Regions from separate parts of the Homo sapiens genome. Here region 1 is linked to region 2. Evidence: chromatin loops called from intact Hi-C (ENCODE). Cell type or tissue: Panc1. All regions are shown on one strand. Links, peaks and the distances in the headings refer to the core of each region. The heading gives the core; the rest is flanking DNA. Region 1 overlaps OPRM1 (opioid receptor mu 1). Region 2 holds the start of OPRM1 (opioid receptor mu 1).

The links. Peaks named below come from ENCODE experiments on the same cell type or tissue, not always from the same donor. Only the 100,000 strongest peaks of a DNase experiment are listed, where the experiment ranks them.
Region 1: a loop joins it to region 2, with 7 times the contacts of the local background. A loop is called at or near these places in 2 of 110 quality-filtered maps.

The regions. Positions count from the first base shown.
Region 1 is chr6:154,096,451-154,101,846 of GRCh38, forward strand. The region is part of intron 3 of OPRM1 (opioid receptor mu 1); the gene reads left to right. Among named protein-coding and RNA genes, the nearest start is that of OPRM1, 60 kb to the left of the region's middle. In Panc1, for the core only: no CTCF peak of the experiment used is centred there; no DNase peak of the experiment used is centred there.
Region 2 is chr6:154,038,532-154,043,927 of GRCh38, forward strand. OPRM1 (opioid receptor mu 1) reads left to right here and starts at 709. Exons shown (of 4, transcript NM_000914.5): 1 at 709-1,303. The coding sequence starts at 1,014. RefSeq lists an enhancer at 969-1,468. In Panc1, for the core only: no CTCF peak of the experiment used is centred there; no DNase peak of the experiment used is centred there.

The DNA of each region.
Region 1 (5,396 bases), core at 341-5,340, 58 kb after region 2:
TTATCACTGAAACGGTAGAGTTTGGTGCAAAAGTAATTGCGGGTTTTGCCATTACTTTCAATGGCAAAAACCGCAATTATTTTTGCACCAGGCTAGTACTAACAACCACTATAATAATAATGCTGCCTTACATTTATATGGCAATGTACAGATTCAAAAGTGCTTTTATGGGCATTATCACATCTGCTTCCTATAACAACTCTGATGGGTAAATGTAAGAAAATGCTCAGGGAAGTTAAATCATTATATAAGATCAAACAGCCAGGAAGAGGTAGAATCCAGACAAGCACCCAGGGCTTCGAATATTACTCCACAGCTTTTCTCTGCTTTCCTACACAATGCTACTTTGCACTCAATTATTATCACATGGTCTCAGCCAGATTCTCAACATTTACTATGAGCTCCAGAAAATGTAAGTTCTTAAGAACTGCTCTAATAAATTATAGTTTGTTATGTGAGGGTCCAAGAATCTGCCTTTTAAATAAAACAATAAACTGAAATCTCTTATTTAAACTGTACCTTCATCTCCAAAGTAGCACATTTACTGTTTTGTCTAACCTGTCTAGCCATTTCAGTCAAGCTGATTGACATGAATGTTTTCACCAAATGAGTTATGTGTTTTGTGAAATAATGTAATTATCCTTGGAAAAAGCCTTAATATTCTGACATATCTACCCGTGGGTCTTACAGGAAAAAGCAATATAATAGTGATAAAGTGAACGTCGTGGCATGTCCTGCTAATTCCTTTCCATTAATATGGCAAGTCCAGTCCTAAACCCTCTAATTACTATTATTAAAGCACTTTCTTGACATTTTAATCAAAATAGCGGGTCAAGAAGTTAGGAGATGCTCTGTATTTGGTTTAACTGTGAACTATATTATCCCCAGCTAAACTAAAAGCAGAAGCCTACTTTTAAAATAAAATACATCACTCTCAAAAGTTGATCTCAGTTTTTTTTACAAGACATCTGTGGAGAGTTAATTTGGGAAAGTAATTGTTTCAATTCAATGGGAAAAAAAACTCAAATGAGAATAGCTCACAAAATTACAGCAGTGGACAACATTAATGCTTATTTTGTGAATGAAATCAAAATGGCTATTCTTTCAGTTCTACAGTTTAAAAAGAAAATGGTTCCGTGTGTGTGTGTGTGTGTGTGTGCGTGTGATATAGGCATGTCTCTTTTTGCATGTATGGAATTAGAGTAAATGTAGGTTTAAAATTAATATTTCATGCATAGCAGAAGAAATTAGTATGTGTTTCTATAAATTATTGTGATATGTGAGAGAAAATGTTGTTTAGTTAAAAATGTGTTTATCCCTAGAAAAATTTGGCTTTTAGACTATTCATAATAACATATATTGACCATTTTGTGTCTGGGATGGGATATCTTATTTAATCATATTAGATATGGATTGTAACCTCTACTCTATAGTTGAGGAAACTAATGTTTAAGGAAGTAACTTGCCCAAGGTCATAGTTAAAATGTAGTGGCTGAGGGTTGGGTGCAGTGGCTCACGCCTGTTATCCTAGTACTTTGGGAGGCCAAGGCAGGAGGATTGTTTGAGGCCAGGTGTTCGAGACCAACCTGGCCAACATAGCAAGACCTTGTCTCTACTAAATTTATAAAATTTTAAAAATTAGAAAAAAAATTTTAATTAGTGGCTAACTATTGACTCCAGTTAAATTCCATCTTATAACCCAGGCTTTTAATCAATGTGCCCTGATATATTCCAGTCTATTTTTCACTCTTCTCAGCATGGTCTCAGACCTGAGAAATTTAGGGAAATTTAGTTTTAAAGATTGGATTAACTAAAGTGGTGCAGTATCTTCTTTTCCTGACTGTTCTAACTAATGTAACTAACTGAAAAACAGCAACATATTTTTCCTTTCAAAACTAACAAAATGAGATGTCATCTTATTTGGTTAAACTTAAGTGGTGAATTGCTATTTTACAGCCATTTTTTGTAAAAATACTCTCACTGAGATTTAGTGTTTTGGAACATGTCAATCTTTATTTTCTACCTCATGTAGTTTTGGATGCTAAATATGAAAAGGTGCATATTTTTCTCTTTTAACTTTCAACAACACCACGTTTATTTTTACTTCTACCTCTATGATTTTGAAATGCAGTTTCACAGTATTTATTTTTGCTTTTGCATTTTCTCCTTCACACTAAAGGAAAGGATATTTGAATGTATATGACCTATCACAAACCAGCTGTTAACTTTTGGATGTCATTCTGATCACTATATCTTTTGGCAGGTTGCAAATAAATATTTGTAAATTGCTAAAATTTGACAAAAATGGCAAAATTAATTTGGAGAGTACATTATGAGAAATAGAAATTTCTGTGGGGTGTAGAACAAAATTTGTCTTATTGATAATTTTCCTTTTCTAATTATTATTTCCCTGGAAATCAAGAATCCAAAGCCACAATTTCATCAGTCCTCTCCCTTCACACTCAGAATTTGTTTCTTTATAGAGTAGAGTTTCTGAGTTTCACGTGAATAGGAACTTTTCATGATGAAGAAAAAAAATTAGAGCCAGACCAGGTGCAGTGGCTCTCATCTGTAATCTCAGCATTTTGGGAGGCCGAGGCCAGTGAATTGCTTGAGCCCAGGAGTTCAAGACCAGCCTGGGCAACCTGACGAAAGTCGATCTCTGCAAAAAACAAACAAACAAAAAAAGCCAGGCGCGGTGGCATGCACCTGTAGGTCTAGCTACTCAGGAGGCTAAGGTGGGAGAATTGATTGAACCTGGGAAGTTGAGGCTGCAATGAGCAGTGATTGTGCCACCGCACTCTAGGCTGGGCAACTGAATGAGAGTCTGTCGAAAGGAAGGAAGGAAGGAAGGAAGAAAGGAAGGAAGGAAGGAAGGAAGGGAGGGAGGAAGAGAGCGAGAGAGAGAGAGAGAGAGAAAGAAAGAGAAAGAAAGAGAAAGAAAGAAAGTAAAGAAAGAAAGAGAGAAAGAGAAAGAAAGAGGGAGGGAGGAAGAAAGAAAGAGAGAAAGAAAGAAAGAAAAAGAAAGAAAGAAAGAAGGAAAGAAAAAGAAAGAGGAAGGAAAGAATGAGAGAAAGAGGAAAGAGAGAGAGGGAGAGAGGAAGGGAGGGAGGAAGGAAACCATATCGTCTATGACTTCTACTCTACTGCAATAAAATCTCTTAAATAAAGATCATACACATATATACACACATATATATACACACATGTATATACATATATACACACATATATATGATGTGGGTAGGGGAGGCTAGAAACAAGATTCATTTCAAATGTTAAATTGTAATTGTAGTTTTTAAAAACATGGAGAGTTTTCATAATAAACATGAAGAGTTTCATAAAAACATGAGTTTTCATAATATATATCAAATATATATCATATCAGGATATATCATAATATATTATATATTATCATATGATATATATCATAACATATTATATATTATATTATGATATATATCATAACATGTATTATCATATTATGATATATATCATAACATATATATTATCATATTACGATATATATCATAACATATTATATATTATCATATTATGATATATATCATAACATATTATATATTATCATATGATATATATCATATGATATATATCATGATATATATCATATTATATATTATCATATTATGATATATATATTATATATTATCATATTATGACATATAATATATATTATCATATTATGACGTATCATAATATATATTATCATATTATGACATATCATAATATATATTATCATATTATGACATATCGTAATATATATTATCATATTATGACATATATCATAATATATATTATCATATTATGACATATATCATAATATATATCAAAAAGTCACAGAGCTCATGCAAGCCCAGTCATCCCCATTGCCAGTGGTGTGTGCTAAAGGAATACACCCATAAATATTAACCCTAACTGGTGTGAGATAAGTATGAATTTAAGGTAGTGCTTGTTGCTTTACTGTGTATGAATCAAAGGAAATTAACCATCTTGTCTTTCTATAACATCTGAACATATTAGAAACACATGCAAAGAAATAAATAGCCTGATAAATTGGCTCCATATCATTATCAGATACCAAATAAATATAGGCTGAAAATTTCATCACAATTTGAATATTGGTCCTCTCAGTTTAAGAATGAATATATAGAAAAATAATGTGAGCAATTTGTCTGTATAAAGTGAAGTATTTCTTGGGAAAGAAGGAAAAAGAGCTAATGTATAGAGCACATTTTTTGTGTAAAATCAGCTACCATCTACTATTCTGTTTTCTATACAGACACCAGAAATCCCAAGAATACTAGATATCTACAAAATCTAGCAATCCCTACCTAGGTTCTTTCTACTTTTGTCACATTATCCAATATTTATAAAGGTTAAAAAATATATATTTAGGAGATTTTATAAATATAAATATATATGTATATATAATCCAGGATTCGTAATATATATTTACATATTATATATATAAATATATATACACACATATATAAAATTCAAGTTTTCTATACCTAAGTCCCTTGAAGTGTAAAAAGTAAATGATTTATTATGATGAAATGGATTCCTTTAAGATGTAATAGAAAAGCAAATCCTATGAAAGATGATATTAAGAAATAAGAATAACTTAATCAACAAATAGCAAAATATTTTTTAAAACGTTGACAACCAGAAAATTCAGTGAAAGGTGGATGTGGGATGAGATATGACTACTGTACATTTGACAATACAATCATCTATTTAACTCATTTCATAATTTGTCGACTTAAGAAGAATATCTCACTCTTACTCTTCTTCATTCTTCTCTATTATATTAGCTAAGGTGTTCTTATATTCAAAATTCCTGAAGTATCATTAAATATGGGCTCATTCAAATTCAAACCATCAACTTTTAAAAACGCTCTCCTTGAGCTACTCTTTGGAAATAGAAGGGAAATGGGAGGAACAATTCTCTCATAGAATTTTTAAATGCTTCAGCTAAGGCTTGCAGTGTGACTTGCATATACTATAATAACTGAATTTCTTTCTGATTGCTTCAGAAGTTCAATATGACAAATAGACTTTCAAATGGCTATAGTATAGCAAATATCAACGTCTAAATCTCAATAATGTAACTGGATATGTCAAGCAGATGCAAAATGTTCACAGTTCTTCGAACACTGGAACTGAAAAAGAACACTGCAGACTGTCTTATCCAAACATCCTTTTCCTATAAATGGAGAAATTGAAGGCCAGAAATGTATTTTTTTATTGTGTACCTTTTTTCTTACTAAATGTAAAAGATGATAGTGAAATCTTTCCAAACACCTAGTTTTCAAATAGAGTTTAAGAAAATTTGTGTAAATAAAAAGTCAGATAATTGTATTTTTACATAAACA
Region 2 (5,396 bases), core at 264-5,263:
TTGTTTTAACAACCTTCTTCTCAGAAGCATATGTCTATCGAGGAAGTCTTCAGATAAAAAAGATAAACAATTCCAAACAGGTCTATGAGATTTAAGATGTGAAAGATCAACATTATCTTTAGTTGACTTTACTGGATGCCACAACCTTCTGATTTCTGTAACCACTTCTTATGCCTCCTACCCACTGAAACAAAATCAGAGGCAAACAGAGCTTCACCCTAGAAATTGGGGAAAATGAGGAACAGGTTTTCTGCACAAAAGTTTATTTGTTTCTCATTTCTTTTTCAGAAAATAAAGGATCGCTGTTGTTCCCAACAGGTTTGTAGGGAAGAAAATTGGAGAAACATTATTACCTTTTCTTAGATGTTGGCAACGGAGGCAACAAGGACTGCAAAAGAAAATTGTGTGTCCCCCATTCCTAAATAATCAAAATTGGCAGTAGGGATGGAAGAGCATTGGGGTTTTAGGGCTGTTAGGGTTTCATCAAGCCAATGTATTCCCTGCCAGATTTTAAGGAGAAAAAGGCGCTGGAAAATTGAGTGATGTTAGCCCCCTTTCTTATTTTTCACTGCTACCAAAGACTAACTCTATCTCTCTCCCCAACCCTTCTCTCCATCTCCCTCCTTTAGATGTGTTTGCACAGAAGAGTGCCCAGTGAAGAGACCTACTCCTTGGATCGCTTTGCGCAAAATCCACCCCTTTTCCCTCCTCCCTCCCTTCCAGCCTCCGAATCCCGCATGGCCCACGCTCCCCTCCTGCAGCGGTGCGGGGCAGGTGATGAGCCTCTGTGAACTACTAAGGTGGGAGGGGGCTATACGCAGAGGAGAATGTCAGATGCTCAGCTCGGTCCCCTCCGCCTGACGCTCCTCTCTGTCTCAGCCAGGACTGGTTTCTGTAAGAAACAGCAGGAGCTGTGGCAGCGGCGAAAGGAAGCGGCTGAGGCGCTTGGAACCCGAAAAGTCTCGGTGCTCCTGGCTACCTCGCACAGCGGTGCCCGCCCGGCCGTCAGTACCATGGACAGCAGCGCTGCCCCCACGAACGCCAGCAATTGCACTGATGCCTTGGCGTACTCAAGTTGCTCCCCAGCACCCAGCCCCGGTTCCTGGGTCAACTTGTCCCACTTAGATGGCAACCTGTCCGACCCATGCGGTCCGAACCGCACCGACCTGGGCGGGAGAGACAGCCTGTGCCCTCCGACCGGCAGTCCCTCCATGATCACGGCCATCACGATCATGGCCCTCTACTCCATCGTGTGCGTGGTGGGGCTCTTCGGAAACTTCCTGGTCATGTATGTGATTGTCAGGTAAGGAAAGCGCCAGGGCTCCGAGCGGAGGGTTCAGCGGCTTAAGGGGGTACAAAGAGACACCTAACTCCCAAGGCTCAATGTTGGGCGGGAGGATGAAAGAGGGGAGGTAAACTGGGGGGACTCTGGAGGAGACCACGGACAGTGATTGTTATTTCTATGAGAAAACCTACTTTTCTGTTTTTTCTTCAACTGATAAAGAAAGAATTCAAAATTTCAGGAGCAGAGAAGTTGCTTTGGTAAAAGCTACAAATGTCTAGGGGTGGGGGGCGGAGGGAAGCTATAGCATAGACTTGGAGCGCTTCCTTATACTGAGCAAAGAGGGCTCTTGGCAGAGTCCTACACTCAGTCCCTCTGCAGGAGCTATGGAAAGAGTAAGTTGTGAATAATGGGAGAGAAATTCTAGTTAGCTTTCCCAAATTTGGTTGGGGCCGGTGTGTGTGTGTGTGGCGGGGGGAGCAGTCTCAAGTCTTCTCAATTGTTTTGAGATGGACCTTGGCAACTTTCCTACTCCTGCTGGTTTAGTACTTCCCTGTACCACAACCCCACCCTTTCTTCTCCCCTGCCATAGCAGCCCTTACCCAACTCTTCCTTTCATCCTGAGGCAACACTAGGTAGAGGAAGTTTTCCTAGCATCTCTCCATGACAGTTTTCCTCTGTTATAACAAACATGACAAATGTGTTGCCTAGACCAGTTTGCCGTTAGTAGCTTCAGATCGCCTAAGTCACAAACTGCATCTGGAATGGGTAGGTTGGTTCAGGAGAACCGCAGGACATGGCTGTATTTCATTGCCTTCACAAGTTGGAGCTAATTAGGAGTGACCAAAAGCATCATAATTCCACATTAGAAACTGCAGAAACTCTTATACAGGAAGTTGTGATGGGTGCTCTAGACAAAGTGTTCTTATCAAGTAAAATTAATTCAAAAGAGTTGTAGTCCACTTTCTGTTTACCCAGATGTTCCCGGTATATTTGGCAGAGTGTGGAAGCTCTCAGTATTGACTGAGATTGATATTGATTGTGTTGGTGTTGATGTGTATATTCAAATACTACATGTGAATGTGAAATGCCATATATCTGTTTTTGTTAAAGAAGATAAATATTTTAACACTTTAAAATAGTTCCTAATTCGAGGGTTTTTTTTTTTAACCAGGGGTATGTGTATATAGGGAACATGGCATTTTCATATTTAGTTACAATGTTTGTTTCACCTATTCAGCAAGTATTGCAGGTTTCAGCGGAGCTCTTAAATCATTTAAGAATTGCTCTCTCCAGTATGCTTTCATTACCCAGGTGCTGCAAATTGCTTATAAGCAATTCTTTCTACTCATCTGTCTGATTTCTTTAATTAATGATTTTTAAAGAGTAAAGCTAATTTCCCTGATCTTTTGATGAGGAATAAGATAAGTATTGTCTGTAAGAAAAGAGCACCATCTATTGAGAGGAAGGCTAACAACAGAAGGAAAAATGCAAGAAGATCGATGGAAGTATTTATTTTTAAAAACATTTACTTTAAGTAATTCAATACAATGATTCACATTGAAGATTAAAAACCAAGTTTAATTTTGCAGTTATGACAATAAAAGTTATAATTAAAGGCCTGTTTTGTGAAGGGAAAATATGTTTCTCATTTTTTCTAAAAGAAATTCATAGAATCATAAACTAATCAAGCTAGAAGGGACTCTAGAGATTATCTATGCTAAGTAAATAAACTGAGGCACAGAAAATGTAAATTATTTTCTCTAAGAACAGATAGTTCATTAATTCAGTGCCACTAAATCTCTCCTAGCTAACATATTTTTTTTTTTTATTGTGCTGGCAAATCATGATTTGAGTTAATTCGACTATTAGGTTGACAGAGTGGGTTGATATAGCAATAATAACTTGGGAATAACAAATTATCCCCAAATTCTATGTGAAATCCTGAAGGAAAAAAGCATGAAACAAAAATACCAAAGCATCTAGGAATCCTGCCATCTGAAACATAATATTTTATTCCCTTTTATTGCTTCTTGATATTTTCCTTCCTCATTTTTCTACCCTTTAGTTTATGCTTTGCAATACAGAGAGAGCCAATAGAGTGGCAACTGGCTGTGAAATGAGCAGATTGGTCTTATTCCAGTGTAGAAGAGGTTGCTGGTTGGGTGAGTTAGTTTTAAAGGCATTACCTCTGGCCTCTTGTTGACTTGGAGAAACATGGTGACGGTGCATCTTACTGAGAACATGTTATTATGCTTTATTCTCGGTACTGAAAGTTCTTACAAAATGCAGTACTATTTGAAAGGTCATCCCAAACACCCACCTGTGGCAGGCTGGGTTTTAATCGCAGGGTTAGGTAACCCTCTTGGAATGTGACTGTGAAACAGAAAAATGGGCAAGTTAGTGACAGATGAAGCGACAGGGAAAGCATCTGGGGACTGAAGCAAGTATGTCTATTTAGCTGAGAACATTTAACTGACTGTCTCCAGGCTGCGGTGTTTAAACTACAAAATGATCAGTTCAGGGATGTATTGTCCTTGCTAAAATGCTGGATATAATGTTGCATCTATTAAGTATTGAGGAGAAATGTTCACTTCCTTCCCTATTTAAAATTCAACAAATGCTATTGAATGATCAAGTAGTTGCAGTTTTCTGATTATATTAAGGTAATATTTATTAAAATGTTTTAGTACATTGAGTGAATCATGAGGCTCAGATGACTATGGCAACAACAACAACAAAAATAACTGCTAACATGGACGCTGTGATTAACTCTTTGGTTCTGTTTGTAACACCATCATCATCATCCCCTCATCAACAACATTATTAAGTAGTATAACTTAAATGAGATTCTTAAACAGGGCTACTCTAAGGAATACAAGGGAGGAAAGGAGAAACTGTAATATGTTCTAAAGATTTTAAGTCCAGATGTTAAGTGATAAAAATGTTATCAGTAACCATCACCTGAAAGCTTTTTTGGTTTTAAAGAAAAATAATGCTTGGAGAATAACCTTATGAAAATTATCACAAAGATTTTAGAAAATGTGATGAAAATACTACAAACAGTAGCAATCACTTAAAATGGGATGATAGTATTTCATTGTCAAGAACTGTAAAGAAAAAAAATCAAAACAAAAAGTAACAGCCACCAGAGATGTTTCACTTTTGGGAAAATATTTAATAACTGAACCAGACTATAGAATTACCCATAACTGCAAAAACTAATATAATCCCAGATGTGTTTATGTTGGGAAATTCTTTTTCCAAGGTTTGTTCATGTAGCTATGAACATGGTATGTACAGACACTGTTGAAAAGTGGAGGGCTAGAAACTTTGAGATTTCTGTGGGCTGCGTAAACCATCCTTCCAGTAAATTTCCAATGAAGAGTGCCAAGTAATAGTACCTTCATTTTTAAGATTATTTCTTAATGTGGTTAGATAAATTCTCAATATAACTAATTATCAGAGAAGAGCATTTAAATACGTGCAAGATGTTATTGTCATTTCTCCTTCCTAACAAGTATTTCTGATTTTAGAAAAAGTCCTGTGAGCTTATACTTGTTCTATATACTAAATATTTGATTCAGGTTTAAATTTAAAAATGATCAGTTATACTTGATTGAAACAGAAGTATAAGCTTTTAAACTTAATCTAGATTCAGGTAGCTACAAATTAGTGAACAATAATGTTTTATCTAATATAAGGATATATATGTGTGTGTGTGTATATATATATATATATAAATTCACACACACACATACATATTTGAATCAATTTGAATGCATGTCACTAAATATGATCATTAGTAATTTTCATAAAATAAAAAGATAATAGTTTATTTACTCAAATATTAATAAAATTCACTTTTCTAAAACCCACAAAATATCCTAATTAGAGGATGGATTTAAAGTGAAAAACACTAAATAAAATTCAGTTCTCAATTTAATGGCTTACATTAAAAAATACTAACTTAATTGCATGCCTTTCACTTAGTAAGGGAGAGCTCCTGGTACCTATTACAATTTGAACTTTAAGTGCTATTTTCCATATAGAAACTAATTCAGAGGAGAACAACTCTTCTTCTGTGTCTTCTAAACACACTAAATTGCTTTTC